2 separate regions of the Homo sapiens genome follow, and region 2 is linked to region 1. A link is an interaction called in ENCODE POLR2A ChIA-PET data of the cell type or tissue named here. Cell type or tissue: GM12878. All regions are shown on one strand. Links, peaks and the distances in the headings refer to the core of each region. The heading gives the core; the rest is flanking DNA. Region 1 overlaps RYBP (RING1 and YY1 binding protein). Region 2 holds the start of LOC105377159 (a long non-coding RNA gene).

Region 1 (16,674 bases), core at 4,828-12,827:
TTACAACAAAAAATTGAAAATGACTTAAATAGGGATCCTTAGGGAATTGCCAAAATTATGGAACCACCATGATGGAATATTTTGCAGCTGTTAAAAATGTTTGGTAGGTTTTCATACCTGTCATTTGTTTTTTTTTTTTTTTGAGAGGGAGTCTCTCTCTGTTGCCTAGGCTGGAGTGCCGTGGTGCGATCTTGGCTCACGGCAAGCTCCACCTCCCGGGTTCACGCCATTCTCCTGCCTCAGCCTCCCAAGTAGCTGGGACTACAGGTGCCCGCCACCACACCCGGCTACTTTTTTTGTATTTTTAGTAGAGACAGGGTTTCACCGTGTTAGCCAGGATGGTCTCCATCTCCTGACCTCGTGATCCGCCTGCCTTGGCCTCCCGAAGTGTTGGGAGTACAGGCATGAGCCACCGTACGCAGCCCATACCTGTCTTTTTTTTTTTTAAGTTTTCAGATCTGCCACACATTGCTGGTGAGAATATAAAATCGTACATTCCACTTTGGAAAATAGTTTGGCAGTTTCTTACAAAATGAAACATATACTTACCATATGACCTAGCAGTTGCCTCCTGAGCATTTATGCCAGAGAAATGAAAGCTAATGTTCACAAAAAAAACCTGTCCACAGCTTTATATGTAATAGCCCAAAACTAGAAAAAACTCACACGTTCTTCAGTAGGTGAATGGTACATTCATACTATGGAATACTATTCAGCAACAAAAAGGAACAAACTATGGATACATAGAATAACTTGGGTGGACTCCTGGGGCTTTATGCTGAGTGAAAAAAGCCAATCTTAAAAGGTCTCGTACTATAGGATAATTTCAAGAATTAACATTCTTGAAATGACAAAATTACAGAGATAAGAGAACACATTAGTGGTTGCCAGGAGTTAGGACTAGTGGCAGGAGGGAGGGAGATGGATGTAACTGTAAAAGGGTAGCAAGAGGAAGATCTTTGTGGTGATGAAGTAGGTTTGCATCTTGATTGTAGTGGTAATTACATGAATCTAAACGTGATAAAGTGGCATAGAACTATATGCATACCTACCAGTGTCATTGTGTTATCAAGAAGGTGCACATGTTGGGAAACTGGGTGGAGATTACATGGGACCTCTGTGTACCATTTTTGCAACTTCCTGTGAATTTATAATTATTTTCAAAATAGTTAAAAATGTTGAGAATATGTGATGATAAAGGAAAAGGTTCATAATCAGAAAAACAAGTTACAAAATGATAAAATTACATGAAACTAATATTTCATACCATTCATACTAATACATATACCTGGAAGGAATGACTGATAAAAACCTTAACTCTGAGATGATGGATTCTTTTTTGCATTTCTGTAGTGTATGTGTGGATGAGTCAGTATCACTTTTATAGTTGGAAGAAAGCAGTTTTCCTAATAGGAAATTTTTAGAATTAATCTGGTTTGGAATATTTAAGTGACAATGTGTTTTTACATTAAGGGATTAAAATTTTTATCAGGCACACTACTAACTTAGTATTAAAACAGCTGTTAAGATTGGAAAGTATCTGAATGTATTCTTTAAAATATATTGTATTTGTAAATTTAAAATTGTTTCGTACTCTTCATATATAAGACATTTTGTGTGATGTTCTAAATCAGTGCTATCCAAAAGAAATATATTGTAAGCCACATGTAATTTTAACTTTCTAGTAGTCACAGGAAGAAAGTAAATTAAGCAGGTGAAATTAATTTTAAGAATATGTTTTATCGAACCAATTATATCCAGAATGTTTTTTTTAACATGTAACCAGTATTACAGTGAGATAGTTTACATTCTTTTTTTCAAAGACAGTCTTCAAAATCTAGTGTACATTTTAGGGTTACAGCAAAGTTTAGTTCAGACTAACCACATTTCAAGTGCTCAGTAGCCACCTTTGGCTAGTGGGTACCATATTGAAGAAGAGGATGAGTAGTTGGGAGTGAGGGCTTTGATGTCAGACCCAAGTTTGAGTAACAGCAGCTCTGCCATTTGCTCACCTTGTGACCTTGGGTATGTTACATGAACTTGTGCTTTTGTTTTTCATTTATAAGGTAGGGATAATAACTTCTCCATAGTGGTATTAGAAGGATTAAATGAGTCAATGTAGGTAGCATGCTTGGCACAGGACTGGGCACAAAATATGTACTGTAAATAGTATATGTTACACAGTGATAATTTTTTAAATTCCCATATATTGTGTACTGAATTGAATGAGTAACCATTCTAAAAGTGTGACTGATTTCTTAGTAGTAGTAGTAGTGAGTAAATATATAAGCAGTACATGAAATAATCCTTACTTTTTACAATTAAAGTTTTGGATCCTTTTAAATTATGACTGATTGAATACACAAATATTTGAGTACTCATGTGCAAAATATTGTACCAGCCACTTGAACATTTAGAAGGTAGATCTTAAGATGATATTCTCAGATACTGTATATTTACATAAGTACTTGACATTTTGCATGCCACTTTTGTGTCTTTTTTTTTTTCAATTAATACTCAAAGCAATCCTGAGAGATAGTTGTTACTCTAACTTTCACAATTGAAGACGCTGAGTTTCAGAAAAGTAACTTACTTGGTGTCATACCCAGTTAATAGAATAGAAGACAGGTGATTTAATTAAATGGACAAATTTAATGTGATGTTTAAAGTGTTTCAGCTACACTCCTTTGATTATTTCCCTTCCAACTTTGCCATCTTTTCCAGGACCATTTAAATTAGAGGAGGACAATAAGATGTCACTTGAGGAGTTACCTTGCTCCGAATTATCCTGAGGTTATTAGCCTATTCAGATAAGCTATAATGTAAAAAGTTAACATAAGCCTGTATAGATTAGATGATTTATTTTGCTTGTTGCAGTGTTTCTCTTTATAAAGTTGAGTATTCTTCATCCTGTCTTTTGGATACATATACCTATAAAAACGGGCCAAGAATATGCATTCTGTGCTGACTGCCTTAAAATCGGATTCTTTGAAGTGTAGTTTGTCGCTTCACTTATTCAGAAAATTACACAATTCTTTTAAGGAACTGCGTGCCACCATTAAAATCACTAGTGAAAGGCAGTGAGTTTGTGAATGATTGACTTTCCCAGGGCAGTGGTGCAGTGGAAGGCACTCGTTACCTGGGCAGAGTTAGATGGAGCATATTTCATTAGTCGTTCAGGCTCTGTGTTCTAATGTGTAGATTTTGTTTTCACTGTATGCGTTGCTGGCTTTATTTCCAGTTTCTTCTCTAGTTAAAATATGGAGGAAGTCACAGGACATCCAGTTTGTTCTTGGGTACTATGGGACAAAATATATGACAGTAAACTATCAGCTCATCTTGGCAAGTACTTTTGGTGTGGACCACTGAAGCATATTTGTAGGAAGGGAGTTACATTTTGGTGCTCAGGATGGGAGTGATGATAGTTTCAAAGATTTCTATTTTGGAAGAGGGATCTCAAATGCCTAGGGTTTCTGAAAAATTTCACTGTATACAGTTTCTGCTACTGCAATTACGTTATAAATAAATGCTTTAATTATAAGATACAACTTTATATGTGTAAAGATGTGTATACTAGGTTAAGATTTAAAACCGTGGGTTGCAATTAAAATAAAAGATTCCCTGAAATTCATGGAACTGGACGATGTCTTTCCTTTCCTTCTTTATGTTTTTTTAAAGACAGGGTCTCGCTCTGTTGCCCAGGCTAGAGGGCAGGAGCATGCTCATAGGCCACTGCAGCCTTGAACTTCTGGGCTTAAACAATCTTCCCATTTCAGCGTCTCAAGTAGCTAGGACTACAGGCTTGTGCCACCAGGCACAATTTAATTTGGTTAAATTTTTTTTTTTTTTTGTAAAGATGAAGTCTTGATATGTTGCACAGGCTGGTCTTGAACTCCTGGCCTCAAGTGATCCTTCTGTCTTGACCTCCCAAAGTGTTGGGATTACAGGCATGAACCACTGAGCCTGGCCAGAACTAGATGATGTCTATGTCTTTTCCAGTTCTAAAATACTGTGTTATGTCAGTTTGGGCAATTTGTCATACAGTAAGATGACTCTTAAAATTTTACAGTGCCAAGTTACTTGTCTACAAATATATAGAGAAGATAATTTGTCATTTATTCTCCCCCAATGTGTTGTATAGATATTCATGCGTTTTGTGACGACTTTTCTTTCTTTCTTTCTTTCTTTCTTTCTTTCTTTCTTTCTTTCTTTCTTTCTTTCTTTCTTTCTTTCTTTCCTTTCTTTCCTTTCTTTCTTTCTCTCTTTCTCTCTTTCTCTCTTTCTCTCTTTCTCTCTTTCTCTCTTTCTTTCTTTCTTTCTTTCTTTCTTTCTTTCTTTCTTTCTTTCTTTCTCTTTCTTTCTTTCTTTCTTTCTTTCTTTCTTTCTTTCTTTCTTTCTTTCTTTCTTTCTTTCTTTCTTTCTTTCTTTCTTTCCTTGTTTTTGATGGAGTCTCGCTCTGTTGCCCAAGCTGGAGTGCAGTGGTGCGATCTCGGCTCACTGCAACCTCCACCTCCCGGGTTTAAGTGATTCTCCTCCTTCAGCCTCCTGAGTAGCTGGGACTACAGGCGCCTGCCGCCATGCCCAGCTGATTTTGTATTTTTAATAGAGACGGGGTTTTGCCATGTTGGCCAGGCTGGTCTCAAACTCCTGACCTCAGGTGATCCACCTACCTCGGCCTCCCAAAGTGCTGGGATTACAGGCATGAGCCACCGTGCCTGGCCGCATTTTGTGACTTCTAAAGAGGAAAGCTTTATCTTAAAAATTTTTGGTAGTGTTATTTATGTGTAGCTGAACGGTTTTCTTATTTAAGTTATAATTAAGGTTTTAATTTGGAAATCTTCATTCAGGGGTTAACAAATCTTTGCCCCATTCTAAGAAATTAAACTCAATGCAGACTGACCAAAGACAAGATTCAGTCAGTCTCCTTTTCAGGATCTCTGAGATGAGGGCTTCAGGACAGAACACCTGGTATGGAAGGCTAGTGTTTTCAAGTATAAACAGGTGTACTGCAGCCCTAAGGCTGTTCTTACTTAGACCTTGGTTATATTAATTAAAAGAATGACACTGATACATCTTTTTTTTTGAAAAGTGTTTTTATTACTGAAATGGTTAATACTGAATCATGCTCCATAGCAAAGCTTGGTTCTAATAGAACAGGTGTACATTGGGTGTTTTTCCTGCTTAACATTTTTTGATACCCATCCCTAGCATTCAGTCTGACACCAAATTCTGCTGACTTTATTTGTCCAGTATCCCTGCTGCGACTACCTTAATTTAGGTTCTCATTATATTTCATTTTTTATTTCAATTCTTAATTACAAGCCTGTATTGCCCAGACCTGTACCATTGCAGTAGCCTTGAAACTGTTCTGCCAAGTCTAGTCTGTTGTGCTGCCTAGAGATATCTCTAGAAAGCACATAGATCATGTAGTGTGCTTAAAAAACCCTGGATATACTGCCTCATTGCCCAAAGAGGTCTTGCCCTTCTTAGCATGCACTTTCTGGTCAAACTGTTCAGTGTCTGAACATGTTCTTTTATGCCACTGTGCTGCCTGCCACATGTACTTCTAGAACTGCTTGAAGACTTACCTCTTTGCTACCGTGGTAAATGCTAGCTTCTGCTTCAAGACCCAGCTCGTGGTAACTCTTTGGGGAAACCTTCCTTGATTCTTTTTTTTTTCTGTGACAGGATCTTGCTTCTTTGCCCAGGCTGGAGTGCAGTGGTGTGATCAAAGCCCACTGTAGCCTCAGAACTCCTGGGCTTACGCAATCCTCCCACCTCAGCCTCCCAAGTAGTTGGGACTCTACAAGCATGTGCCACCATACCCAGCTAATTTTTTTCTCTTTTTTTGAGAGATGGGGGTCTCCCCCATTTTGTCCAGGCTGGTCTTGAACTCCTGGCCTCAAATGATCCTCCCACTTTGGCCTTCCAGAGTGCTGGGATTACAGGCATGAGCCATTGCTGGGCCTTGATTTTTGTCTTTTGTGATCATTGAAGCACTTTGTGATATACTTACCGTACCACACAATCATGTTGTACTGGAATTTCGTGTTCACATTTGCTGCTCCATATCCGCCCCGTATGAGGCTCTCAGGGATAGAGACTGTAACCTGTTGAATCTTTAGAGGCAAGGTCTTACTATGCTGCTTTTGTGTTCTTCAAATGTATTTAGAGGGCAGTCTGTTCTTCTGATTTCTTATTTAAAATGTTTACTTTTTAAAATAATTGTGTGATATATTGGCTAACCCCCTCTGCAAATAGGTTTATTCATTTAAAACCTTTGGGAAATGCCTTGGAAATACTGCTACACTACTTTCCTTTTTCACTTCAGTTTCTAGTTTTACTCTGTGCATCATCTCTTTTGTTACTCTTAAGATGATTCCCTTGATTGTCTGTCTCTCTTTGAAGTTCATGCCTGCTTTTCTGTTCATAACAGGTACAACAGTTGATTGCTAAATAGGATTCTTCTGAAGCACTGTCTGTTTTAAAACGGTGATCCCTCTTAGTAGAGCTCCCATAGAATGCCTTCCGAAGTTCTCTTCTGCTCTGTACTCTCTGGCTGAAAGTTTCAGAAACAGAGCGACTAGAGTGGTCTAGAGTCAGAATACAGTGTAAGGAAGCAAAGGGGATGAAAATTGAGAAAATCGTGAAGTCTGTATTCTTCATGAGATTTTGCAGCTGAATAGGACTCAGAATAGTTGTAGTTCTCTTGGGCTAGATAATTGTTTGAACTGATAAATAATTTAGATACCGGAATTTTCTCTCTCCTTTTTCAGGAGCCACCTCCTAGATAATCTTCCTCTTCAGCTGGTACTGTTTTATAAATGAAGCCTCTGAATTGTTCATTAGTATTTTCAGACCTCTTTTATCTAGTAAGTTTTATGAGAGAAGACATTTTTCCTGATGAATTGGAATGTTTTGATTAAAATTTTTTTTTTATGTTTTAAGTTAATTTATTAGACATTAGTAAGCACTTAATTTTTGGGGCACAGTATGTGTGGAGACTAATGCTCAACTACAAAGTTAGTTTCTCCATAGATGTTATGTAGAAACTTCTGTAATCTTCAGTACCTAGTTTAAAAAAAATTAGAATTAGGAAATGATCTATATAGAAGTGAATAAATTTAGTACACAGTGACTAGATTGATCCCTAGATTGGGGGATTTTTGCTAATTTAATATTAGATTTAATCCTAATAGTTAAATCAACTGGTAATGCCATGAATAATTTTGATCCTTTTGTGGTTTTGAAAGATGTATTTTCAGAATTAATTTTATTACCCTCATAACATGCTCAGAGAACTTTGGTGTAAAGATAATGCGTTGTTTTTCTTGGTGGCCAATACAATCTTTTAAAGTGTACTTTTTAGCTTAGGTATCCCTGGAAGTTTTTGTTCTCAGTTTAATGATCTTGTCAAGTAAATACCACCTAATTATCTATTCCTATTCCGCTATCATTTATCCAGGCAATAGAGTTTTATATTAAATAATGCTTTAGGAATGAGAGATTTATTTGTAATTCCTATTCAGCTATCTTGTCTATAAAGCAAAATTCATACTTACAGTAGTTTGTATTCTCTTAACTTCTCGGTTAATAGGCAGTGTGGTGAAGTGGAAAAACCCTACAAACTAACACAATGACAAATACATCTTGGATATTTTTGTGTAGTTCCCTTGTCATTTTAACTTTTTCTAATCTGCTAATGAATCAGACTTTAGAGGAAAGAGATAAGAGCTGACCTTCTGACTTCCTCCATATAACTGAGTAAACCTATCGGGATTGTAGATTTCATTTCATTTCTTTTTTTTTTGAGACGAAGTTTCACTTTTGTTGCCCAGGCTGGAGGGCAATGGCAGGATCTCAGCTCACCGCAACCTCCGCCTCCTGGTTCAAGCGATTCTTCTGCCTCAGCCTCCCAGGTAGCTGGGATTACAAACACGCGCCACCATGCCTGGCTAATTTTGTATTTTTAGTAGAGATGGGGTTTCTGCATTTTGGTCAGGCCGATCTCAAACTCCCGACCTCAGGTGATCCACCTGCCTCAGTCTCCCAAAGAGCTGGGATTGCAGGCATGAGCTACCACGCCTGGCTGTAAATTTCATCTATAAGAGAGTGATACTTGTGGTGTTCTTGTGTTTATATATTTTTTCCTCTAAGAAAGTGGGCTTTTTGACTGATGGCTTGTTCTTTAGAGTCATAATATCTTTAGTGTATAGATAAACCAAAATTCTTCTATATTTCTGTGATGGAGGACATAATTTGACCTTCAGGTTAGTGAATATTTGCATTGAGTTGTGCAATATTTCTTCTACGTATATGAATGAACACATATCTGATTCTTGTCACAGGCTGTTTAGAATCAGAGGAAACAAGGCTTGTTGGTCTCTGCTGCTTTACTGCAAAAGCAATGTGAGAGTGATGAATGCAGAACAATTAGTGTAGCTGCCAGTTTTCAGTTGTCTTATATGATTGGAAAGTTCCTCATCTAAACACTAATTTATTTTAATCATTAAACTTTTCATTATTTTCTCCCTCAAAGATGCGCCCCCCCTCAATCAAAAACAAAAACCCACCCAAGCCCTAAAATTAAACCAAAAAAAGACTTCTGGCAAATAAAGTTGATTTGCTTTTCTTTCCTTACCTCTGGCCTTTGAAGATTCAGAGACTCAAAAGTAGTGAAACAAGTCATACTTCTCCCTATATCCTGCCCACAGAAACTTTCAGATGACATGAAGGAAGAAAGAACTAACTAGATAGTTGACTTTTGAGTAAACTCAGGCTTTGTTTCTTCTCTATCTTGTGGTAGATAAGAAAGACTTTGGACCAGATACTGGTGTGAAGATAGGAAGAGTAGGATTACTTTATTGTTGGGAATATGGGAAATATATTCAAAATATATGAAGCTGTGTTCCAGTGTAAATATGCTAGGTTGATTATCTCTTCCAGTCATCACGAAAACTACTTCATGCCTTGGTGAAACTGGCAACATGGGTTGTTTCTGAAGAGATACATGTTTTAATTTATGAGGTGTATTTTTTGTGTTTGTGTGTGTAATGGTAATGATGATATTCATACTGAATTTACTGCTACAATGTTACAATCTGTTGCCAGTTAAAATTACCCAGGAATGAAGATAGAGCATTTTGAAAATACAAGTTAGTGGTAAAATACTTTGTTGTACAAAAATAGAATTTATTTGTTGCATTTCTATACTACATCATCAAATAATATTAAACAGTTGGATTTTATCTCCTGGTAAAACTTGTCTAAAGTAAATGCTGTAGACTAATGTGTAATTTTGAATTATTTAGTCTCTGTATTTAAGAAAATCCAACAAGTATTATACTGCAGCCAGCATAAAAACACAGCATTTGCCATCCTTATTTAAAATTTTTCAGCTTTATTAAAGTGTAATTGGCATGTAAGTAACTTTACTTTTAAAATATTACCTGGGAAACTACCACTGTGAAGATAATGATCACATCTGTCACCCCTAAAAGATTTCTCCTGCCTTTTGGTAATTCCTCCTTCCTGTTCCTTTGTCACAGGCAGCCACTAATCTGCTTTCTGTCACTATAGATTAGTTTGCATTTTCTTGAATTTTATATAAAGATAATAGTGTATGCGTTTTTTTTTTTTTTTTTGGTTTGCCTTCTTTCAGTTATCATGGTTATTTGAGATTAATCAGTGTTTATTTTGTTATTGCTGAATAATATTCCATTGGGTGAACAATCTGCAATTTAACTGTCCGTTCACCTGTTGAGGGACATTTGAGTTTTTTGCAGTTTCTAGCTCTTACAGATAGAGCTGTTGTATGCATCCCTAAACAAGTCTTTGTGTGGACATATGCTTTTACTTCTCTTGAGTAAATACCTAGGAGTGGAATTGCTGGGTATTTTTAACTTTTTAAGAAACAAGCTGTTTCTCAAAGTGGTTGTATCACTTGAAATCCTACCAGCACTGTATGAACTCCAGTTTCTTCATATCCTTGCCAGCCTTGATATGGTCAGTCTGTTTAATTTTAGGCTGGTGGCAGGTGTCTAGTGGTAAAGTAGCTCATTGTGGTTTTATCTTCTGTTTCCCTAATAACTAGTGATGTTGAGCCTGTTCTCACGTGCTTATTTGCCACCTGTATTTTTATTTATTTATTTGCTTATTTTGAGACGGAGTCTCACTCTGTCGCCCAGGCTGGAGTGCCGTGGCGCAATCTTGGCTTACTGCAACCCCTGCCTTCTGGGTTCAAGCGATTCTCCCACCTCAGCCTCCCGAGTAGCTGTGTCTACAGGCATGCGTGACCATGTCTGGCTAATTTTTGTATTTTTAGTAGAGATGGGGTTTCGCCATGTTGGCCAGGCTGGTCTCAAACTCCTGGCCTCAAGGGATTCGTCTGCCTTGGTCTCCCAAAGTGCTGGGACTGCAGATATGAGCCACTGGGCCTGGTGGCCCCCTGTATATTTTTTAAATGTCTTCATATTGTTTACTCATTTTTCAATTTGGTTGTTTGGCATTACTGAATTGTCCTTTATCCTAGATTCATGTATATATTTTGAGAGTGTCTTTTGAAGAGCACACTTAACTTTTGCTTTTTGTGTGATAGTTAAAAAAATCATTACCAAACCCAAGAACACTAAGATTTTCTCATAGCTTTACCTTTAGAAGGTTTATAATTTTAGCTCTTATATTAAGTACTTGGATCCATTTCGAGGTAATATTTGAATACATATTTCTAAGGGTGAGGTAAGTTCATTTTTTTTTTTAAACGTACTGCTATCTAATTGTCCTGGCACCATTTATTGAAAAAAATTACCCTTATTGAAGTGCCTTTGTATCTTTGAAAATCAATGGGCTGTATATGTGTGAGTCTCTTCATTTTGTTTCATTGATCTTTCTTTACACCAGTACTATTACTTAAATAATGTAGCTTTATAAGTCTTGAAAATTAGGAGAAGTGTAAGACCTTCAATTCTTTTTAGAGTTATTTTGGATATTCTACATCCTTTGCATCTCCTTTAAAATGTTATAATTAGCTTGTCAATTTCGACATAAAAGGGATGCTGCTGGCATTTCTATTAGGATGCATTGCAGATATAGATACATTTGGGAAAAACTGAAAATCCAAAACATTGGACTCAGTATTCCAATCCGTGAACATAGGTATCTCTGCATTTATTTAGGTTTTCCTTCAGCAGTGTTTTGTAGTTTTCAGTCTCATTTGTTAGATTTATCACTATTTCATATTTTCGATACTGTGTAAATGTTACTATTAAAATGCCAATTTCTGGTTGTTTCCAGGTAGTTTATATACAGATTATTTTTGTATATCTTGTTTCCTGTAACTTGGCTAAACTTAATAGGTTCTAGGAACTTTTTTTTGTAGATTCTGTAGAATTTTCTCCATAGACAATTTTGTCTTTGAATTGAGACAATTTTTACTTTCCTTCCAATGTGGACACCTTTTATTTCTTTCGCTTGCCTGTTGTGCTAGCTAAAACTTCCAATACAGTGTTGAATGGAAGTTTTGAGAGTGGACGTTCTTGTATTAGTAAGTGTAATGTTAGCTGTAGTAAACATTTAAATAGGTTTAGGGAATTCCTTTCTGTATTAATTTGCTGAGGGTTTTTTTTCCTTAGTCTGGGTCTTGCTCTGTGGCCCAGGCTGGTGTGCAGTGGTGCAGTCACAGGTCACTGTGGCCTCAAACTCCTGGGCTCAACCTGTCCTCCTGCCTCAGCCTCTTGAGTGGCTGGGACTAATGCACCACTATGCCTGGCTAATTGTTTGGGGGGCCAGGGGGGTGGAGATGGGATCTCACTGTATTGACTACACTGGTCTGGAACTGGCCTCAAGCCATCATGCCATCTGGCTTCGGCCTCTCAACGTGCTGGCATTACAGGTGGGAGCCATCGTGCCCAGCCCACTGAGCGTATTTATTAAGGAACAGAAGTTGGATTTTGTCAAATATCTTTTTCTCCTGCATTTAGTAAGACAGTCATACAGTTTTCCATATAATGCTGGATTACATTGGTTGATTTTTGATTGTAGGAATCCTAGACCAACTTGGCATTCCCAGATTAAATCTTACTTTGTCATGATGTATTTTCATGATGAATAATCCATGTTGGATTATTTTGTTAAGAAAATTTGCATCTGTCGTCATGAATGACATTGGTCTGTACTTATTTTTTACCTTCTAGGCTATTTGTCTGGTTTTGGATTCACGGTAATGTGGGTCTCATAGAATGAGTTGGAAAATGTACTGCCCTCTTCACTTTTCTGGAAGAGTGTGTGAAGAATTGAAATTTTTTTTTTCCTTTTTTTTTTTTTTGAGACGGAGTCTCACTCCATCTCCAGGCTGGAGTGCAGTGGTGCAATCTCGGCTCCCTGCAACCTCCGCCTCCTAGGTTCAAGTGATTCTCCTGCCTCAGCCTCCCAAGTAGCTGGAGCTACAGGCACCCGCCACCACGCCTGGCTAATTTTTTGTATTTTTAGTAGAGACGGGGTTTTACCATGTTAGCCAGGATGGTCTTGATCTCTTGACCTCATAATCCACCCGCCTCAGCCTCCCAAAGTACTCGGATTACAGGCGTGAGCCACCGCGCCCGGCCTGAAATTATTATTTTCTTAAATGCTTGGTAGAATTTACTAGTGAAACCATCTGGTCTAGGATTTTCTTTCTGGGGAGGTTTTACTACAGATTCAATTTATTTAAAATACATAAGGGTATTCAGATTATTGATTTATTCTTGAGTGAGCTTTGGCAGTTTGTACCTTCCAAGGAACTTAGGAATTTGTTTGTTTTATTGAAATAGTGTTCATGAGATTTCCTTATCTATACCTGTAGAATCTGTAGAGATGTCACTTCTTGTTTTCATTGGTAATTTGTGTCTTTGTCTTTCGATGAGTCTGGATTATCAAGATTTTATTGATCTCAACAAGCTTATGATTTCACTTTTTGTTTTTGTTTTGTATTTCATTGATTTCTCATGTGATCTTTATTATTTTCTTTCTTTTGTTTATGTTGAGTTTCATTTGCTCTTCTGTTTTTAGTTTCTTAAGGTGTATACTTTGCTCCTTGGTTTGAAACTTTTCTTTTTTTTCAATATGGGTGTTTGGCGCTGAAGTTTTTTCCCTCAAGTTCTGCTTTAGTTGTAACCCACAAATTTTGATATTTTTGTGTTTTCATTTTCATTCAGTTTCAGATGCTTTCTAATTTTTCTTTTTTTTTTTTATCTTATGGGTTATTTAGAACTGTCATTTAGTTACTAGATACGTGAGGATTTTCCAGATACCCTTCCGTTTTTGCTTTCTAATTAAGTGATGTTCAGCTTTGTTACTTTGGTGCATAAACATTTACAATTATGTCTTGATGAATTGACCCCTTTTCCATTCTGAAGTTAACCCACTTTGTCCCTCGTAATAGTATTTGCTCTGAAATGTACTTTGGCCAATATTAGTGTAACCACTCCAGCTTTGTTTCGAATAGTGTTAGCATGGCATCCCTTTACTGTATTTGTGTCTTTGTATTTGAAATGAGTTCCTTATAGGCAGTATGTAGTTGGGTTTTGTTTTTCTAATCAGATATCATAATCTCTGCCTTTTAATTGTGGTTTGTAGACCATTTGTATTTAATGTGATTATTGACATGATGAGTTTTAAATCTACCATCTTGCACTTTGTTTCTACTTTATTTTTGGCTTTAGTTGTTTTTTAAAATATAATTTATGTCTTTTATTAACTTACTAGCTATAACTGTAGTTATTTTATTTATTTATTTATTTTGAGACAAGCTCTTGCTGTGTTTCCCAGGCTGGTGTGAAGTAAGGCAATCTGGGTTCACTGCAGCTTGGACCTCCTGGGCTCAAGCAGTCTGCCCACCTCAGCTTCCTGAGTAGCAGGGATTACAGGCACATGCCACCACACCTGGCTAATGTTTTGTGTTTTTTTTTTTTGTAGAGACAGGATTTTGTCATGTTGCTCAGGCTAGTCTTTAACTCCTGAGCTCAGACGATCCACCCGCCGTGGCCTCCCGAAGTGCTGGGATTACAGGGATGTGCCACTGCTCCTGGCCAGTTATTTTAGTTGCGTTAGTATACATCTTTAACTCAAATCAGTTTGCCTTTAAGTGGTATTACACATCTTCACATACAGTCTAACAACTTTATCAAAGCTCCTTTTTTCCTTCTGGCCTTTGTGCTGCTATTGTAATACATTTACTTCTGCATATGTTGTAACCCTCCCCACAGTGTTGTAATAATTTTTACTTTAAGTAGTCCGTTATTGTTCAAATATTTAAAAAAAAGAAAATTTCCCACATTTTTATCATTTCTTGTGCTCTTCATTCCTTTGAATAGATCCACATTTTCATCCAGTAATATTTTTTTTTCTACCTAAGGGACTTTGTTTAATATTCTTATAGTACAGGTCTGCTGGTGATTACTTTTAAAAAAAGTTGCAAATTTTTTGTTTTGCCATTTTTCTGGTAACAGCTTTATTAAGGTATAATTCACATATTATACAGTTCATCCATTTAAAGTGTGGAATTTATGGTGGTTAGTACATTCACAAAGTATGAACCTTTGCCATATTTTGTTACCCTCTCTCCCCAACAAGGAATCCTGTACCTTTTAGCGGTCACCCTCCAGCCTTCCCCAACTCCCAGCCCTAGGGAGCCTTTAAAATAGTATCTGTCTCTAAAGATTTGCTGTATCTTAGAATTTTGTATAAATGGAATCATACAATGTTTGGTCTTTTGTGACTGTCTTCTTTCAGTAGCATAGTTTTCCAGGTTCATTTATGTTGTAGTGTGTGTATCAGTACTTCGTTCTTGTTTATGGCTGAATGGTATTCCATTGTGTAGACGTGCCACATTTTCTTATCCATTCATCAGTTGATGGACATTTGCTTTCTACCTTTTGATTATTATTAATAATGTTATTGTGAACATTTGTATACATACATATTTGTGTGGATGTATGTCCTCTTGGATATATACCTAGCAGTGGAATTGCTGAGTCAAATAAGAACTGCCTTTAACCTTTTGAGGAACTGCCCCACTGTTCTCCAAAGTGGCTGTAGCATTTTACATTCCCACTAACAGTGGTTTCCCATTTCTTGCCCTTGTTTCAAAACATATTTTCAATGTGTATAGAATTTCCAGGTTCGGTTTGTTTCTTTTAGTTGTCTTAAAAGATGTTACTCCATTGTCTCCTGGGTTACATAATATTTGATTATCATTTTTGTGTGTGTGTGTGTGTGTGACAGTCTCACTCTGTCACCCAGGCTGGAGTGCAGTGGCGTGATCTCTCCTCACTGCAACCTCCCTCTCCTGGGTTCAAGCAATTCTCATGCCTCAGTGAGTAGCTGGGACTACAGGCATGCACCACCACGCCCGGCTGATTTTTGTATTTTTAGTAGAGATGGAGTTTCACCACATTGGCCAGGCTGGTCTTGAACCCAACCTCAAGTGCTCTGCCCACCTCCCAAAGTGCTGGGATTACAGGCGTGAGCCACCATGCCCGGCCAGTATTTGATTATCATTCTATCGTTTTTATCTTTGTTCTTTAAAATAAGTCTTGGTTTCTCTGACTGCTTTTAAGATTTCACTTAATCACTGGTTTTTTAGCATTTTGATTATAAACAGCCTTGGTATAGTTTTCTTCATGGTTGTTGGGCTTGGGGTTTGCTGAACAGCATTTTGCCACCTTATTTAAAGCTTATATCCTACTGGGAAATCTATAGAATTTTATAAAATGAGAATGTTAAATCCTCATTCATATTAAGAAATATGCCATAGCCTATCTGGCCAAGAAGAGCTAGAATCCTTTAGATTGCCCTTGGTTGCTACTGTATCTTTCTCTTTGGAAAAATTTCTTTAAGACAGGTTTTAGAGATATTGCCCAAGCTTTAACTAAAAGCCAGTGATTGGCACAAGGTTATGGAGCACATTAATAGTAATAGAGCCTGCACTGGACTCTTGGTCTACCCTTGGGTCTTCCCATCAAATTACACCACCTCTCTGACAAACCAAGTACTAGGGAGATGACCAGGGATACTCCTCTGGACCCTGTGAGTGTGACTGCTGCTGTGCTCTATATTTTAGATTCCTTTACCTCTAAGATAGAGAAAGAAATGGTATGCCTCATGCCCCTTCCTTTCTCCCCTTATCCATCCTTCCCTGTCTTTCAGAACTATGGTAGACTCATGTGTATTTCATAATGAAATAAAAACTATTCAATTTCCAGCTCTTTCATTTCTCCATACAAACACTTCCGTGAAACTCTTTTTTGTTATAGTCCACAAACAATGATAACTATCTCAGACTTCCAATTATGTTACTTTAGGAAGTCTGTGATTTGGGTTGGCTTGCTGTTCTCAAACAGCGGTTAGCTTGACCAACTTTTTTATTTGGTACGATGGGCTTTGGGATGTGAACGTGCTTTCTCTTGACATACGTTTCTGTTCTTGTGCCCACCTTATTTCCCCCTAGCGGGCAGTATGTATGAGTGTGGGTTGGTGATTTTAAGTTACCATCTGTATCACATCCCTAGCGCTTCCTTTCCCTTTGTAAGATTTCCTTTGTTTTTAGAATCCTCTCATATTGGTTATTCGACGGTCTTTGTAGATAATTATGGAGTACCTGGAGCATTTTGGCTGAAGTGGAATGCTTTACATGTCTTT
Region 2 (16,674 bases), core at 3,329-11,328, 100 kb after region 1:
ACTTCAGAACCTGAATCTCAGCTGTGAACACAATACAAAGAAAGTGCCCCTTGATTCTGAACAGGAGGAAGAAAAATTGAGAAACTAGTTGAGCGTGCAGATCAGAGGAACTTGCAAAGAGGGCAGGAGGGTTCTCCAGCAGCACAAGCGGCATCATTTGCAGGGCCCAGTGCAAAGTGAGAATGCAGGGACCCCTGTTAAAAAATCATTGAGAATTTCAAGTCGGTGACAGCTGAGCATTAACTAAGCATAGGGTCCTTCTAAGTGTGGGGTCCTGTTTGACTGCTTGGGTCACATGCTGCTGATGCTCGTCCTGTGCCTCTGTTTTGAACAGTGAGTGGGTACAGATGGGGTTTCCTGCAGCAGGATGGGTAAAGGGCAAACTCCTGGGTCAGATGGCTTGGGTTTGAGCCCTAGGAATTCCCAGCTTCTTAGCTAATGACTTTGAGCAACTTCTTTAACTCCTCTGGGCCTCAGTTTTCTCGTCTGCAAAATGGAATGTTGTTGGCTCTTCTTTTCTAGGAGTATTGTGGGGCAGATGCAGTAAAGTATTGTGCATAGCGCTTGGCCCATAGTACTGACCAGCAGTACCGGGTATTAGAGTTAATAGTCCCTACTGCCCCAGCTCCCCAGGGCACGGTGCCCGTGGAAATACCAGGTCCCTGCTGTCTTTACCTCTGTGCTGCTCAGCCTGGGTTGGAATCTTGGAGGCTGTAGCCTCCCCACTCTGGCAGCCCTTCTTTCCCTCCCCATCCCCCAGGCTTTTAATGAGTTTAGTATTTTCATCAAATCATTCTTCCTACAACACAGGGCTGGGGAGGCTAAAAATAGCTCCCCGAGTCACGTGACAGCTCCAAATGCGGAGGCTCCCAGCAAAGGTGCAAGTGCGACTCCCTGTTTCCTAGGAAATGAGAGTCATTGTGATGCCTGAAGCCAGGCCGCTGCCAATGCAGCCGGGCCCTCGCAGGGGCACATTGTTTCCTGTGACATCCTCCAGTGTGACAGACGGAGGGCGGGGGGGCAGAGAGGGCAATAGCACCCTCAGAACTGGCAGACCCCAGGCCTGGTGCTCCGGGCTCAGAGCCAGAAGCTGCCCCTTCCCTTCAGGAGCAACGGTCTTGGAGGCAAGGGCTTTCTCATACCTGGACACCGTGTCCCCATCCCTTTCCCAGCGAGCAGGCAAGGCATGTCTTTGCCAGCAAGAGAGATGGGTTTTTCTCTCAGGTACCCATGCTCCCTGCCCACTTGGTTCCCTCACCAACTCCTTGCAACTAAAGCTATTTTATTATTTGGGAGTAAAGGTAAATCTGTTGACAAATATCCCCCAAGGAAGCCTTTCTGGACTCCTCCCAAGTTCCTCCTCCGAATATAGAATAACTTCCAGCACCCTGGACCAGTCCCAAGAGACCCAAACTTGAGGGCATTACAGTAACGCGGAGGGCTTCTTAACACACTGGATGCTGGACGCTGGCCCTGGAATTTCTCCTCCAGCAGGTCTGGGGCTGGGCTCAAGAATCTGCATTTCCAGCAAGTCCTTGTGTGATGCTGATGCTGTGCTCCAGGAGCAACCTTTGAGAACTGCCATCCTAGATGCTGTGCTCCAGGAGCAACCTTTGAAAACTGCCATCCTAGGTGCTGTGACCCCCGCCCCTTTCTTCTTTTTCCCTAGCCCCTTTTTTCTCTTCTCTTCCCTCTCTTATCGCTGCTTGCAGCAACCCTAAACTACTTTTAGTCTCCCCATACCCTGGTCCTGCACTCACAATTTTGTGGCCTTTGGCCTTTGCTTTGCTTTGCTTTGGTCTTGCTGGCTGGAGTGCCCTCCCCGCTACTTCTCCCTTGACTAACTGCTACCCTTGCTTTAAGTAGAAATAGTAAGAGCTAGCACTTATTCACAATTCTATATGGTAAGCACTGTTGTTATCCCCACTTTACAGATGAGGAAACTGACATTCAGATAGAAAGTCACACCCCTAAATTACAGAGCTAGAAAACAGAGCTGGGATTTCAGGTGGTTTAATTTCACACCTACAGGTGAGTTACAGTTCACCTGTTGACTCCCATAGGAAGCCTTCCCTAAAGCTTCCAGACTGGATTTCATACACCTTCTTGGAGGTCTCCTGCACTAACAGCCTTGCAGAACAGTTTTCTATTGATGGGTCTGTCTTCTTGCTTAGACTGTTCGTTGCTAAAAGGCATGGACTTTGTCCTAATAATCACAGTATCCCAAGTGCCTGGAACAGGGTCTGGCACTAGTAAATGCTCACTAAATGCCAGCTTGCTGGCTGATTGACTAAATAATGACTGCGCAAATGTTCACTGAATAAATCAGTAAATGTTTGTTGCCTAATTACTATTAAGTGAATACATAAATAGTAGGTGCTCAATGCTGAATAAATGAATGAGATATTAAATTCTCTATACATGCTGGTTGGCTGAGTGAATGAATTAATAGTAGCTCTTAATAAATATTTTCTGGATAAATGAATGAATACATGAATTGTTGGTAGGTGCTCATTAAGTGTCTGTTGCCTCACTGGGTGAATGGATGGGTTGGCTGGTAGATGATAGATGGGTTGGATTGGTAGGTGGATGGATAGGATAGCTGGATCAATGGATACGTAGATTGGTATATAGATGGATAAATAGGTGAATAGGTGGAGGTAATGGGTAGATGCATTGGTGAGTGGATGGATGGATGCATGGATGGGTGGATGGATAGGTTGGTATATAGATAGATGGATAGCTAAGTAGACAGAAACAATGGGTGGCTTGGTATATAGATGGATGAATAGGTGAATAGGTGGAGGTAATGGACAGGTGGGTTGGTGAAAGGATGGAAGAATGGAAGGGTAAGTTGGTATATAGATGGATGACTAGGTGGGTAGGCGGAGGCAATGGGTGGATTGGTATATAGATGGATGAATATGTGAATAGAGGTAAGGGACGGGTGGGTTGGTGAGTGGATGGATGGATGGGTAGATGGATAAATGGATGGATGGATGGGTATGTGGCATATAGATGGGAGGATAGTGAATACATAGAGGCAATGGGTGGGTAAACTGGTATATAGATGGATGAATAGGCGAATAGATGAAGGTGACGGATGAATGGATGGATAGGTTGGCAATAGATGGATGGATAGGTGAGTAGATGGAGGCAATGAGCGAGTGGGTTGGTGAGTGGATGGATGAATGGGTGGATGGGTAGGTTGACATATAGATGGGTGGATAGTGAATAGATGGAGGCAATGGGTGAGTGGGTTGGTGGACAGATAAATTGGTGGATGAGTAGGCTGGTATATAGACGGATGGGTGGTTGAATAGATGGAGGATGGGTGGGTAGATTGGTGGATGGAGGGATAGATAAGTGGGTTGGGAGGCAGACCCATGACTTCGACATTGTTAGCACAGGACAATCTGTGTGATGCCATTTCTGCCAGATAAATGGCAAAGAATAAGTTATCGACAGAACCCTAGGGCATGCTGGGTCTGCACTCAGCAGGACAGCCTGAGGGTTTTCTGGGCCACCAGCTGTGACTTTGGAAACCAGATGGATGATGCATCTTGAGCATCAGGAGGAGGCTGTGGAACTGTTTTAAATGTCAGGATATCACCCAGCTATGAGATTGGGGCTTGACGTTTGTCATGTTCCTGAGCATTTGTTTTAATGACTAATTATTTCCCTTTTCTGACATGGCTCCTTGGAAGGGGAGCAGGGGAGCTTGGCTGGAAGCTGGAGACCTGTGCTCGCTCTCAGCAATTGAATTCACTAACAAGCCAGAAGTGAATTAACCCCAACCTGCCAGGTGCAGAGCAAAACCTGGAGGCCCAACTCCCAGGCCCAGCCAGGTGCTGCTCAGCTGGGAGTCCCTTCCAGGGTTGGCTGGCACCTGCAAAGAATCCAGAAAGATTAAGCCAAAACCCAGGAGGATATCTGAAGAGTTAAGGAAAGGTAGATTGTTGACTTGAAAGTTACTTGATTTTTCCCCAACACAAAAACAAGATAAATGCCTCAGGTGATGGATATCCCAATCATCCCGATTTGATCATTACAAACTGTATGCTTGTATCAAAATATCACATGTGATCCCCAAATATGTACAACTATGATATATTAATTAAAAAGAAAGTTACTTGATTTTGGTCTACATGAAGTGATTAACCGTGTGTGTGTGTGTGTGTGTGTTGCAAGTACTTACTATGTATAGAACATTATATAAATACTTCACCTGAATTATCTCATGTCATCCTTGCAACAGCCCTTTGAGGTAGACTGTATTATCATCATTTTCCTCATTTTACAGATGTGGAAACTGAGGGACAGAAGTTGTTACAGTGGTTTTAAAACATGCCTGCAAATCCTGTGATACGTCCTTCAAGAAGTAAAGCCTAATTCCCTTCCCCTTGAGTATGGGCTGGGATCTGTGACTTGATTGCAAGGAATTAGAATGAGGTATAGATGGCACACGTGACCTCTGAGACTAGATTAAAATGGTGATACAGCTTCTACCTAGCTCTGTCTCTCTTGAGACATGTGCCTTTGGAGACCTGAGCCACCATGGAAGAAGCCAGGCTGCCTTGAAGCCATCATGCTGGAGAGACCACGTAGGGAGATCACACACAGAGAGAGAAAGAGCCCCAAGGAGCCCCAGCCACTCTAGTCTCAGCAGTTTGAGTCTTTCCAGCCCAGGCAGCAGACATGTAGGTCAGGAAGCCTTGGAGATGACTCTCGCCCCAGCCCCTGCCTGACTACAACTGCATGAATGACTCTGAGGGCCAACCACCCAGCTGAGCCCAGCCAGCCCCCAGAACCAGGAGTGATCATAATAGAATGATTCTTGCTATGTTTGGGTGGTTTATTATACATCCATAACTGATACGATGGTGAAATCAGCTGCCCTGTATCAAGGAGCTGGAGAAGAATGGAAACAAGATTGGAGCCAGACAGGCTGGTTCAGGAGCCATGAGCTCAGCCCATAGAGCATCCCGCCCTGCCTTCATGGTCTTGCAGATTTAGTCTATCCATTGCATGGACTGGCAAGGCACTAGACTCACCCTTGTAGGCTTGGAGAATTAATTTAAAAATTCAAGTAAAGCACTTGTGTTCAGTGCTTGGGACATGGCAAGTTCACCATCTTAGTTAATGGCAACTCCATCCTTGCAGATGCTTAGCCATAAATCTTGGCATTATGCTCAAATTCCTCCCTTTCTCTCGTATCTCACATATAAGGTGTCTGCAGACCTGTCTGGTGCTACTTTCTTTTAGGTCCAGAAAGCTATGCCTTCTCCCTCCCTCCCCCTGTCCCTTCACTGCTACATACTGGTGGGAGCCTGCATTACCACAGCAGTTTCCTGACTGCTCTCCCTATCTCAGTCCTGGCCCTTTTAGTCTCTTCTCAACACAACACCCAGAGAGATCCCCTTACAATGCAAGTCAGATCATCTCTCGCCTCTGCCCAAAACCCTCTTGTGACAGCCCATGTCTCTGAGCACAAAAACCAAAATTCTTGCTTCAAGTGATTTCCAATGCCCTACACTCTCTGCAACTCCCTCTCCAATGCTTACCTCCCTGACTCATCTCCCAACTCACCCACCCTGGCCTGGTTTACTCCACTCCAGCCACACCGAGTTCCTCGCTGCCCCTTGAACATCCTGGGCACATATTCATACTACCTTGAGGTTTCCAGTTGCTATTCCCTTGGCTCGAATTGCTTTTCCTGTTGCTGACCAAATGGCTTACTTTCAGCTCTTTCAGATCATGGCTCAAATGTCATCTTCTTATTGAGGCTACTTCTCACCACCTATTTAAAATGATGCTCCCTTGTCTCTATCTTTCCCTCTTTTTGGTTTTTTCTTCATAGCACCTGTTGCTGTAAAACACATCAATATCTTTTTTCTTATTCACCTTGTTTCCCGACTCTCTCCACTAGAATGGAAGCCTCACCAGGACAGAGATTTTTGTCAGTTTTGCTCACTGCCCCTAGCATAGTGCCTGGCACATAATAGGTGCTCACTAAACAGTTGCTGAGTGAATGAAGGGATGTTGGCTGTTGTTATTAGGGAGGCCAGTTAGGAAGTTGATGGGCTACTCCAGGTGAGGACAGACTGTGCTGTGGAGATGGAGTGGGCAGCGCTGTGGTATCTGGTGGGGAGGCATGAGGATGTTCTGGGTGTTTTGGCCTGTGTGGGAGTGTGGAGACAGGGTGGGAGGAGCCGGCTGCAAGGGAAGAGGAAGGTGGCAGGTTGGTATGGGAGAAGCGTGAGGTGTTTCTGGATGTCCATGTGAGGATTAGGTCCCTGATAGAAATGCAGGCGGGAGGCATGGTGAAAAGTCCAGCGTGGAAGAACCCTGGAAACCCCCAGAGAGTGGTAAGGTGAAGCGGCTGGGAACAGACAGAGAAAACAGAGTTCCTCACTCCAGTGCCCACACGGTCAAGTGGGTTGCGTCAGGGAGCAGCAGGGCCTATGGCAAAAGAAAGTGCGAGTGTCACTGCCAAGAGAGACAGGGACATCTCCCAGTTTCTGTCAGTGTCAGTGTGTTGTCATGTGGGAGACAGGCCCAGGCTTGCAAGAGCTTCTGGTTCATTGAGGGAAGCCAGAAATCTGAATTTTCATGTGAAATTTACTGGGATTTTTTTGAGGCAGTTCATTCAAACTTTGCAAAAGCACTGTATGGGCCAAATAAGCCACCTCTGTGAGCTGAATGCAGCCCATGGGCAATCAGCTGGCAAACTCTGGGGTAAGAGGAACAAGGAAGAAGCTGGGGCAGAGCCCTGGGGCCATGGCTGCAGGGTTTGCTCTCTGAAGGAAATCACAGGAGGTAGGAGGTTTTGGGAGAGAGTGGGTTGGAGTGCTGGGTATCACAGAAGGCCACGAGTTTGAGAATGGAAATTTGGCCTACAGAGCAACACAGAACAAGTCTGTGCAATGGTAGGGGCAGAAGCCATCTTTTCAGAGCCATCAGAAAGTTTCCACCTGCTATGGCTGAATGTTTGTGTTCCTCCCAAATTCAAGTGCTGAATTCCTAACCCCGAAGGTGATGGTTTTAGGAGGTGGTGTCTTTGGGGGGTGATTAGGTTAAGGGAGTGGAGCTCCCCATGACTGGGATTAGTGCCCTTATAAAAGAAAGAGACCCCAGAGAGCTCCCTTGTCCCTTCCACTCTGTGAGGACACAGCAAAAAAAATGTCGTCTATGAACCAGGAAGAGAGTCCTCATCAGACACTGGACCTGTCAATGCCTCGATCTTGGACTTCCAGCCGCTGGAACTGTGAGAAACAAATTTCTGTTGTTTTCAAGCCACCCAGTCTATGGTATTTTGTTATAGCAGCCTAAACATACTAAGATACCACCTTATTTACAAGGGACAGTAAGGAAGAAGGAAGGAAAGTGTCTTTGCTTCAGAGCAGAGCTACCCTAGAAGGGAGTGGTTGAGGACTGCTCAGCCAGTGTGAGGCCCATTCCCCACCAATCCCATTTGAAGGGAGATGGAGCTGCTGACACCTTCCGGTGGCCTCCTGCGATGTTGTGAATCACAGACTTTGTGAAATGAAAGGTTAATGATGTTCAAAACAGAAGAATAAGGTTCATCACTCCCACCCCCAACTCCTGTTCCAGGTGCAAGGCCTGGGGTGAGCTCCTTGGTCCGTCCACCTGAGAGCGACTGTGAGAGCTGGAAGCAGCACCGCCCAGCAGTGCTTTCCTCATGCACAGCCACCTTCTCCATCTGTGCCGCCCAGTACAGTAACCACGTGGCTGCTGAGCACGTGAAATGTGGTTACTGTGACCGAGGGGCTGGATCTGTTATTTTATTGAATTTTAACTAAAATAGCCTCATGGGACTAGCAGCTGCCATATTGGATTATGCAACTCTAGAGGTTTGGAAGAAACATCACGACTACATAGGCAATGACTCTGCCCTTCCCTATCTCCTTTCTCATCTCTCCTGAGGAGGAGGGAAGGCCAACAGGGAGCCTGGTGTCCTGGGTTGGGTCACTCTGTATTGATAAGACCCTGTGAGTGTGGCTCCCTTTTCTCTCTCTTACCTCCCAGGGGCTGGATAGCGAGGCTGAGGTGGGGCCTGTCTTCTTGGGGCTCTCAGGGTCATCTTGTCCTCTCTCTTTCTTGATTCTTATAGGCAGCTCTGGCACTCTGGTCTTATCAGGCCCAGAGAGAGCTGGACATAGACCAGGGCTTAGTGGACTGGACACAACTCCATGGGTTGTGGGCCTGAGCCTTGAGCTTCAGCTCAGTCACCCACCTACGGGTTCTGCTTGCCTGGCAGCTAGCCGGGCTCATCATAAAAGGACCACGGTTAGTTTCCTTCCCCTGATCTCTCAGGTGAGGTTGTCTCTCAGAAGGACTTGGTGGGACAGGAGTAGGGGAGGAGTGGCCTTGGTTTGGCAGGATTCAAGCATTCTTGAGTTCCTAAAACATTTGCATCTAATAGGGTCTCAAGCCCCTAACAATGGTATTTTCTTATTTTTTATTCTGGTATTCAAATAATAATGATAATAATAAAATTAACTTCACATATAATATAGAAACATATTCCCATTGTAAAAGATGAAAATAATTCAGGAAGTCCTCCCCATAGATAAAATTGCCTATAGCCCTCCTCCCAGTCTTCCTTCTGTACACACACACACACACACACACACACATGCACACACACACACACACCAGCAGGGGTGTTTTAACCCCCACTGCCAAAGATTATACTATATATTCTGTGACTTGCTTTTCTCACATATCATATCTTGGGGGAATCTTTCCATATCGGTTAATGGAGGTAGATCCCACTCCTTTTAAATTGCTGCATAGTATTCCATTGTACTCACGCAGCGTGGCTTCCTTAATCACTCCCTGTGAATGGATATTTGTTTTCCCCCCTAAATTTCGATATCAAAAACTGTGTTGCAATGAGCAATTTTGTACATACCTCTTTGTACATGTCTGTGAGCATAAGCAGACACACACACAATAGGGAGGTGTGTAGACTGTGGTTCAGCAAGTGTTCACTCCTCCCCTACCCCAGCCTCCATGGGAGGGGTGTACCTCCCATCCAGTTGACATCCAGCTTGGCCCCGTGACTTGCTTTGCCCAACAGAATGAGGGCAGGAGTGAGGGGCACCAGTTCTGACTTTAGGCCTGAAGAGGCCTTGAAAGTTCCCACTTGTCCCTCTTTGGCTTCTACTTTCATCGCGAGAGTAACACTCCCCAGGGAGCTATTGGTCCAAGAAGCCTGAGAGACACAGTCTGGAGCCCAGCCCAGCCATGTCCAGCCTAGATCAGCTGAACCCCAGCCAAACAGCAGGCAAGTAAGTGAGAAAATAAGTGCTTGTTGTTCTCTCCAGCTGAGAGTTCAAGGTTGTTACACAGTAAAAGTCGCCTGACACAAGTGAAAACTGGTAGAGCTCTTAGTGTCTGTCAGAATGTTTAATGATATGCCCTTTGACCTAGGGTTCTACTTCCAGGAGACCAGCTTTCTGAAACATTCCATGGAAGACATATGGACGGTGATCTTTAGATGGACTCCAGCTGGAGTCCCACCAGTCCAATTGATGGGTGGACTGTCCAGGCATTGAGCTTCCCGGTCACTTAGCAGCTCATACAGAGTGTCAATGAGGGGGCTAGGAAGGCCTTTATTGCCGGCCCCCTCCCCAACCCCTATCCCTTGCACAGTGTGATAGCTCCAGAGGTCAAACAGCTCCCATAGCTACACATGTGTGGGTACCACCTGGCTTTTCTGCAGCCACACAATGCTGACTTGAGAGAAAGCCTTCCAGTCTTATCATCTTAGGAGCCTTCCCCAGCAGGACCAGTGGCTCCCACACAAGAAGTTCCCGTCCCTAGAGGGCTGCGGGGGCACAAGGCTGGCCGGGGAGACTCATAAGACAGAATGCTGGCAGAAAGAATACTTTCTCATTGGGTTGAAGTTGACTATTTTCCATTCACCCCCTAAGATAGCCAATCCCTTTTACTAAAGAACCACATTTCCAGACCTCCTTTTCCCCTCAAGGTCCTCCAGTGGCATCTAGAATTGGGTTACGTGGGAGCCTTGTTGGGTGAGAAGACGCTCAGGGCAGTGATAAGGGGTTTGTCGCCTGGGTCTCCCGCCTCGTTCCTCAGCTGCTCACAAAAGGTTGAGGGGTATAAAATTGACTCCCACACAAGGCCCTGCAGACACCTTTGCAGATAAATTCCTGTTTTGTTGCGGGGGAGCCCAGATGGAATCTCGGGGCTGGGAAACAGATCTGCAGGCTGGCTGTCCCCACTCGCCTCTCGGTTCATCTGTCACTGTTCGCTCACTGCTGATAATTCTGTCAAGTTGGAGCACTTGCCTGGTTTGGCAGCAAATTGAGTCGAGGATTCTCCCCCATTCCCTGGTAGAAACTTACTGTGTCCACGGATATTGGGGGTGATGCTTGAGTTGGGACCAGGGGGTGGCTTCATGGTGGGGGCCTGGGGTTATTGAGGTCTTCATATCCAGCCAAGATTATGAGCATCTGTGCATCAGCCTGCAGTGGCTGCCCACCCACAGGGGCCAGATGAGCCGAGAAAGCTGTACTCATCAGTCATCCCTGGATGTCCACTAGCCCATCCCGAAGGACCTGCTTCATCCCAGCCTCTGCTAAGAAATCCTCCCACATAATAACAAAGGTGGGGGGCCCATTCCTTTTTAACTGCTTCATAGTATTCCATTATGTACACGTGGTGTGACTGCTGTGTTGTGGGAGAGGTGGACATTGACTGAAGTAATGTGGGGACATGACTGATTATTCACAGGCTGGTCAGTGATTTACCAGGTGCCAGGCACAAAGCCCTGCCTAATTGGTACAAGAGCGTCTCATTTCACCCTCCAAACAACTTGTAGGGTAAGTACTATTATCCCCATTTTACAGGTAGGGAAATTGAGGTACAGAGAAGTTAAGACATTTGCCCAAGATGACACAGCTAGTAAGTAGCAGGGCAAGAATGCAGCCCAGGCCTGACTTAACCCCCAAGGCCACCCTTGTAGCCACCACCTCCCTCAAGGAGAAGCAGAGGAGATGGCTGCTGAGTCATATCCAGGGCCCAGTACTCAGGAAATTTGCTGAAGTCTTACCGTTGAAAGAGAAGATAAGAGGACATGACTGCACCTCACTCTTTGTGCCTGTTAGAGCCCCAGGTATGACAATAACCCTCCCTGTCCATACTCAACAGCTGTGAGGAGCCAGGGTGGGTGTCTGGCTGCTGCCAGTGACAAATAGCTGAAACTCAGCAGCTGGATCCAAAGCCTTCGGCTTTTGGTTTTTTGCTTTTGCCTGAAATAATCAGATAATTACAGCTGAAGCAAGTCACTCAGCTTGACTTGCAGAAGCCAGTTGCCTCCTTCCTGGACTTGTTCTCCCCGAGGGAAGCCTTGGCTCTGCTGTCCCAGACTCTGGTGTGATCATCTTCAAAGCCAACACCCTAAATCCCAGCCTCAGCTCTTGTTCTGCTGCAACCAGAGAACCTGGGCCTGGGGGCTTCAAGGAGATGCTCAGATTGACCCTTCCTGGTCGCAGGGTGTGGGACGGGGTTGCAAATATTGCCAACTGAGTTCTCCCCAGCTCCGACCATCCTGTAAGCAACCCGGAGCGCTGGGGGCCAGGCTGGGCTGGGCCTGGTGCCTGGCCGCTCCCAGCAGATGTGCCATTTGAGACTCCAGCATGCTCACTCTTCTGCCTCCAGCAATCCCAGGCTGGGCCAACGCTAATATTTACATTCAAAGGCAAGGCTGCAGCTCAGGGCTGCTTCCGTCCCTGTGGCTTTCCTGGGCCCAGGGGATAGATTTGCAGAGCAGGGTGTTGGGAGACAGCTTGTGTGGGCTGAGCGAGATAGCAGGCAGGGAATTAGGCCCAAGGACTCAAATAGCAAAAATAACTGCAGTGATGATAATAGCAACTATTTATAAAGTACTTACGATATGCCAAATGCTGGGATAAGTCTTTCCCATGCATTTATTTATTTATTTATTTATTTGAGACAGGGTTTCACTTGATCACCCAGGCTGGAGTGCGGTGGCCCGATCACGGCTCACTATAGCTTCGACCTCCCAGGCTCAGGTGATCCTCCCATCTCAGCCTCCCGAGTAGCTGGGACTATAGGCACATGCTACCATACCTGGCTAATTTGTGTATTTATTTAGTAGAGACAGGGTTTCGCCCTGTTGCCCAGGCCGGTCTCAAACTCCTGAGCTCAAGCCATCTGCCCTCCTCAGCCTCCCAAAGTGCTGGAATTACAGGCATGAGCCACCGTCCGGCCATCCCATGCATTTTAACTTTAGTTCTCATCCCCAGTGCCCCAAGGCAGGAGTATCACAGTTTTACAGGGTAGAAAACAGAGGCAGAGAAAAGTAAGTAACTTGGCTAAAAATCATACAGCTCGGAGGAAGGGATCTGGGTGCACAGCTGAGCGAATGTATCTTGGGACTCCTAAAATCAAATGCCTACAGGGGCTGGGTGGTTTAATTCGATGAGTAAAATCTGGTAAGTTTAAGGGACTAGGGAGGGGTGGGGATTGGGGCCACGGGGATGGAACACACCATCTATTGCCCACCTCCAGCTAGTTGTTGCTGCAAAGAAATGTGTGCCCTGTGGGGCCAGCTTGTCTGATTTTCAAAAGAAAATCTTAGCATGTTTGTTTCTACAATCGGGGGGGAAACACATATTTATACATCTACAGGTTTTTATTTGAAGTCTTCTAATTTTTCAATGTTGGCAACACATTCCTTTTCTAAAAAAAAAAAACACAGCCGGAGCCAAGTCAAACATGTGTTCGGGTGACAGCACTGCTGTAACTGCTAAGCCCAGCTCGCTCACACTGTGCTCTACCTCCACCACGCAGGAGGCAGGACTGCGACTTCAGCTTGGAGAACCACAATCTGGATTGTCACCCCTGAACCTCTTTCGAGGTGGATGTTTGGGTGCACCCTTGGATCCAGACCACTAGGTCTTTGCTGGGCCCTGCACTTCAGAAGGCCTCACTCAGGTCCTCCTATAGCCATGCCTCCTTTCCACCAGGTGGAGGATCTGCTGGGCCTAGAGACCCCTGAATTTCCTGACCCAAAGGCCTCGAGTCCACTTTCAGGACCTGCGCGTCAGTTACCTGTTGCTGTGTAATAAGCCACCTAAACTTAGGGGTAGGAAGCACCAATCATTTCAATATTATTCTCAATCCTCTATGGGTTCTGGGGGCTGACTGGGTCAGTGGAGAGGCTCTTCCTTGCGCCTCTCCTGAGGTCCTGTCAGAGGGTGGCTGGGCTGGAATCACTCACATCTGCAGTTGATCTGGCTGGGGCTGACACTCTGGCTGAACTGTGGCCAGAGCACCTGCACGTGGCACCTCCATGCGGCTAGTGCTTCCTCACAGCCTGGCAACAGGGTTCAAAGAGGGAGGACCAGGAGGAAGCTGAGCCACCTTTTATGACCTAGCCTTGGAAGTCACACAGTGTCACTTCCCCGTGCTTTATGGCCTGAGGCAGTCACAAAAGTTCATCTGGATTCAAGAGGTGGAGTTAGAGACTCTACTCCTCTTGAGGTGGACGGGTAAGGTCACATTGTAAGAAGAATCTATGGGACGGGAGATACTTCTAGGGCTGTCTTTGGAAAATAGACTCCATCTGCAACAGCCTGCACGCTGCTCTCCCCGAGGTCTTCCTGAGGATGCACCCTGCGGGAGGCAAGGCCAAGGAGCTACTGCCGGGGCTGGGGTGGATGGAGCCAGCTGCAGGCTGGGCTGGCACCCGCTGGGCGTGCACACAACACACACAAGGCCCTCTGACCCTGCCAGTGTTAGGGGCAGCCTGCCTGGAGAGCAGCACAGGACCCTTGGACTTGCTTTGAGGAGTCCCTACTGAGAGCAGCATGTGAACAAGATAGAGGACCGCTCCTGGGGGATCTGAGTGATGGCCTCCACTGAGAAGAAAGGGGTGTGGGGAGGAGAAGAGAGATGGAGATAAATGAGCCTGCTGTGTGTCCACCAATGTCCTGACAAATAAGTCTTGATTGAGGTAGAAGGGAGGCTCAGGGCTTGCAGGATGCTGTGCGGGATTGTTCGTGGGACTCCAGTTTGCAATGACACACTAGCCAGTTATCACACAGTGAAAGTCACTGGGCAGATTTGGGCCAAACTGCAGGCCTCTGTAGAAGGCAGGTGTTAAAGCACCGGTTGTGCATATCTAAATCACCTGGGGGGACCTGAAGACCTACTGATGCCTGGGCCTGCCCATCTTCAGGATTCTGATGCAATTGGCTGGTTTGTGGCCCATGCCTGGGGGTTTTTAAAAGCTCCTAAACAATTCTAATATGCAGCCAAGTTTGGGGTCCACTGAGCCAGAGGAGCAATAGCTGGAGGTTCTTGGGCCTTAATGAGGGAATGGCTTGAATAAGCCCAGATGGCAACGGAAGGCATTGCAGGTGGGAACAGCTGCAGCAAGAAGGGGCCATGGGAATACACACTGCAGAATTTGGGGTAATATTGGGGAGCAGTAAAACATAAGGTCAGGTATTCTAAGGTGCTGGTATTAGTAATAGTAAAAAATGGTGGCATTCTGCCAATCATGTGCTTTACTGATACATTCTTACTAGGTTCTTACAACAACCCTGTGAGGTAGATATTTTAATTCCCATTTTACAAATGGGAAAACAAAGGCTCAGACAGACTGTATGACTTGCCATAGCTAACCCTGAGCTGGGATTTTAATCTGTGACTCTTGAATTCTGAAGGTCGTGCTTGGAGGGTTCCTGGTGCAAACGTGGCGCATTCCAGAATTGACGTAGAGGTAACATAAAGCCAATGTAGTGAATTGGGGTTCTAGTGAAGTGGTGTGTTGGAGTAGGTATCTATGAGGTGGTGAGCATGGCAGGGTAGTGTGGAGGGGAGAAGATAGGATGGTGTGTGTGTGTGTGTGTGTGTGTGTAAGAGAGAGAGTGAGCGATTAAGCGAGAGAGAATGGTGGCCCATATCCCCTAAAGGAGGGTTCAACTCTGGGGACCTGAACAGCTCCTTTCAAGCTGTGCTTCCCTTTTTGCTGGGGGCAGGTCACTTGAGGAGGCCTGGACAGTCTTCTCCAGCCTGTGTGGTCTCATGGAGCCTCAAGCCTCCCGGCCTCAGCATGTGCTATTCTATTGAAATCTTACACGTTTTCCACCTGTTTCAACGCTGCTTGTCTTCGCATGCCTTGCTGAGATGTCACTAGCTCCTGGGGTCAAACTGAGTTTCAAGTTTGAGCTCTGACACATACTAGTCCTGTCTTCCTGGGAAAGTTACTCAACCTCCCTGATTCTCAGTTTCTTCAGGTGTAGAAGGAAAATAGTAAAAATAGTCCTTGCCTCAGAAGGTGCTGGGAGGTTTCATGTTAACATCATGCATGCAAGCTTTTAGGATAGAGCCTCATTCAGAATGAGCGCTCCTCAAAGGCTGCACCCACCACTCTCTTGTAGCGCCCACAGCTGTATAATGGCTGCCCCTCTTCGAGACTGGAAGTCCCTTGAGGGCAGAAGCCATGACTGGTCACCACTGAAGCCCTATGCCCAGCATGGAGTAGGCATGGTAGGGGTTGTTGGATGCTCATTCAGTACCTCTTCCCTCCTTGCCAACAGAACCCCAATGTTGCTGGGAGCAGGGATGTAGCTACCAAATAGATCCCACTTTCCATACTCCTTTGCAGCCAGAGATGGCCACGTGATGCATTCTGTCCCACCAGGTCATCTTAGGTTGGGCTCCTAGAAACAGACTCCTTGAAGCCAAGAGTCAAGGGCAAGTAGCTTATTTGGAAGGTGATTCCTGGAAGGGGAAATGAGACAAGGAAGAGAAGCCAAGTGCAGAGAGTGTGAGTGAGCAGCACATTATTGCTGGGGGTAACTGGGGCCAGATCCTGCTGGGAACCTTTGAGAGCTAGTGTACAACAGGTCCCCAATTTTCCCACCTGAGGGCCAGAAAGCTGGGGTGTTTGCCCACCAACTGCTGTCTGTCATTGGTTGATGCTGCTTCTGGGCAGAATTAATTCTGGCCTCTCTGTGTGGCAACCTGAGCAAGCTACTGGGGCTGAAGAAAGGAGTCTGTAGAAGGAAGGTTCTGTAGAGCCCAGATGATGAATGTCAAGGGGATGTGGATAGGGCAGGCCCCAACAGTGTCTGTTATGGAAGCGTAAGTCTACATTGTTGCAAGAGATTTCCAGAAAAGCCCCCAAATGGAGACCGACTCATCAGATATGGCCCCTTTTTCTCAGGATCTCCCCACTTTCCTTTTGCATAGAATACAGGCTTAATGGCTAGAGCTGTGGCAGCCTTCTGTGTACATGAGGCAAAAGCCTAGAGAGCCACCAGGACTTCTCTCTGTTCTGACACCTTTTAGTTATTATTTACTTGTGGACATTATGTCTTATAAGAAAAATAAAACCCCTCTCTTTAGCGTTTTAGGTGGCCATTGATATGTGAGTCTCCTGTTACTTGCAGTGTAACTCAATAGAAGTTCAATAATTCAAAAATGTTGAAGAATGAGTGAGGAAGCGGTGGGGTGGAGTGGAGAGCATCACTTACTTATAGAGATGCCCAGAGGTTTGACTATATTCCTAGGCCGTAAGCTCCTGAGAGCTGGACAGGGATTATTTTTGCTCTTTATTTTATCCTCGGCATTTAGACCAGTGCTTTG

The links. Peaks named below come from ENCODE experiments on the same cell type or tissue, not always from the same donor. Only the 100,000 strongest peaks of a DNase experiment are listed, where the experiment ranks them.
Region 2: POLR2A ChIA-PET joins it to region 1 with 5 read pairs; 2 of 35 experiments call an interaction of 5 or more read pairs at or near these places.

Annotation. Positions count from the first base shown.
Region 1 is chr3:72,418,868-72,435,541 of GRCh38, reverse strand. The region is part of intron 1 of RYBP (RING1 and YY1 binding protein); the gene reads left to right. Among named protein-coding and RNA genes, the nearest start is that of RYBP, 19 kb to the left of the region's middle. In GM12878, for the core only: no CTCF peak of the experiment used is centred there; a DNase peak (open chromatin) is centred at 8,693; H3K4me3 peaks cover 642 bases; H3K27ac peaks cover 1,009 bases.
Region 2 is chr3:72,313,789-72,330,462 of GRCh38, reverse strand. It overlaps LOC105377159 (a long non-coding RNA gene), which reads left to right and starts at 13,358. Exons shown (of 3, transcript XR_940960.2): 1 at 13,358-13,568; 2 at 14,748-14,803. RefSeq lists an enhancer at 11,114-11,655. In GM12878, for the core only: no CTCF peak of the experiment used is centred there; no DNase peak of the experiment used is centred there.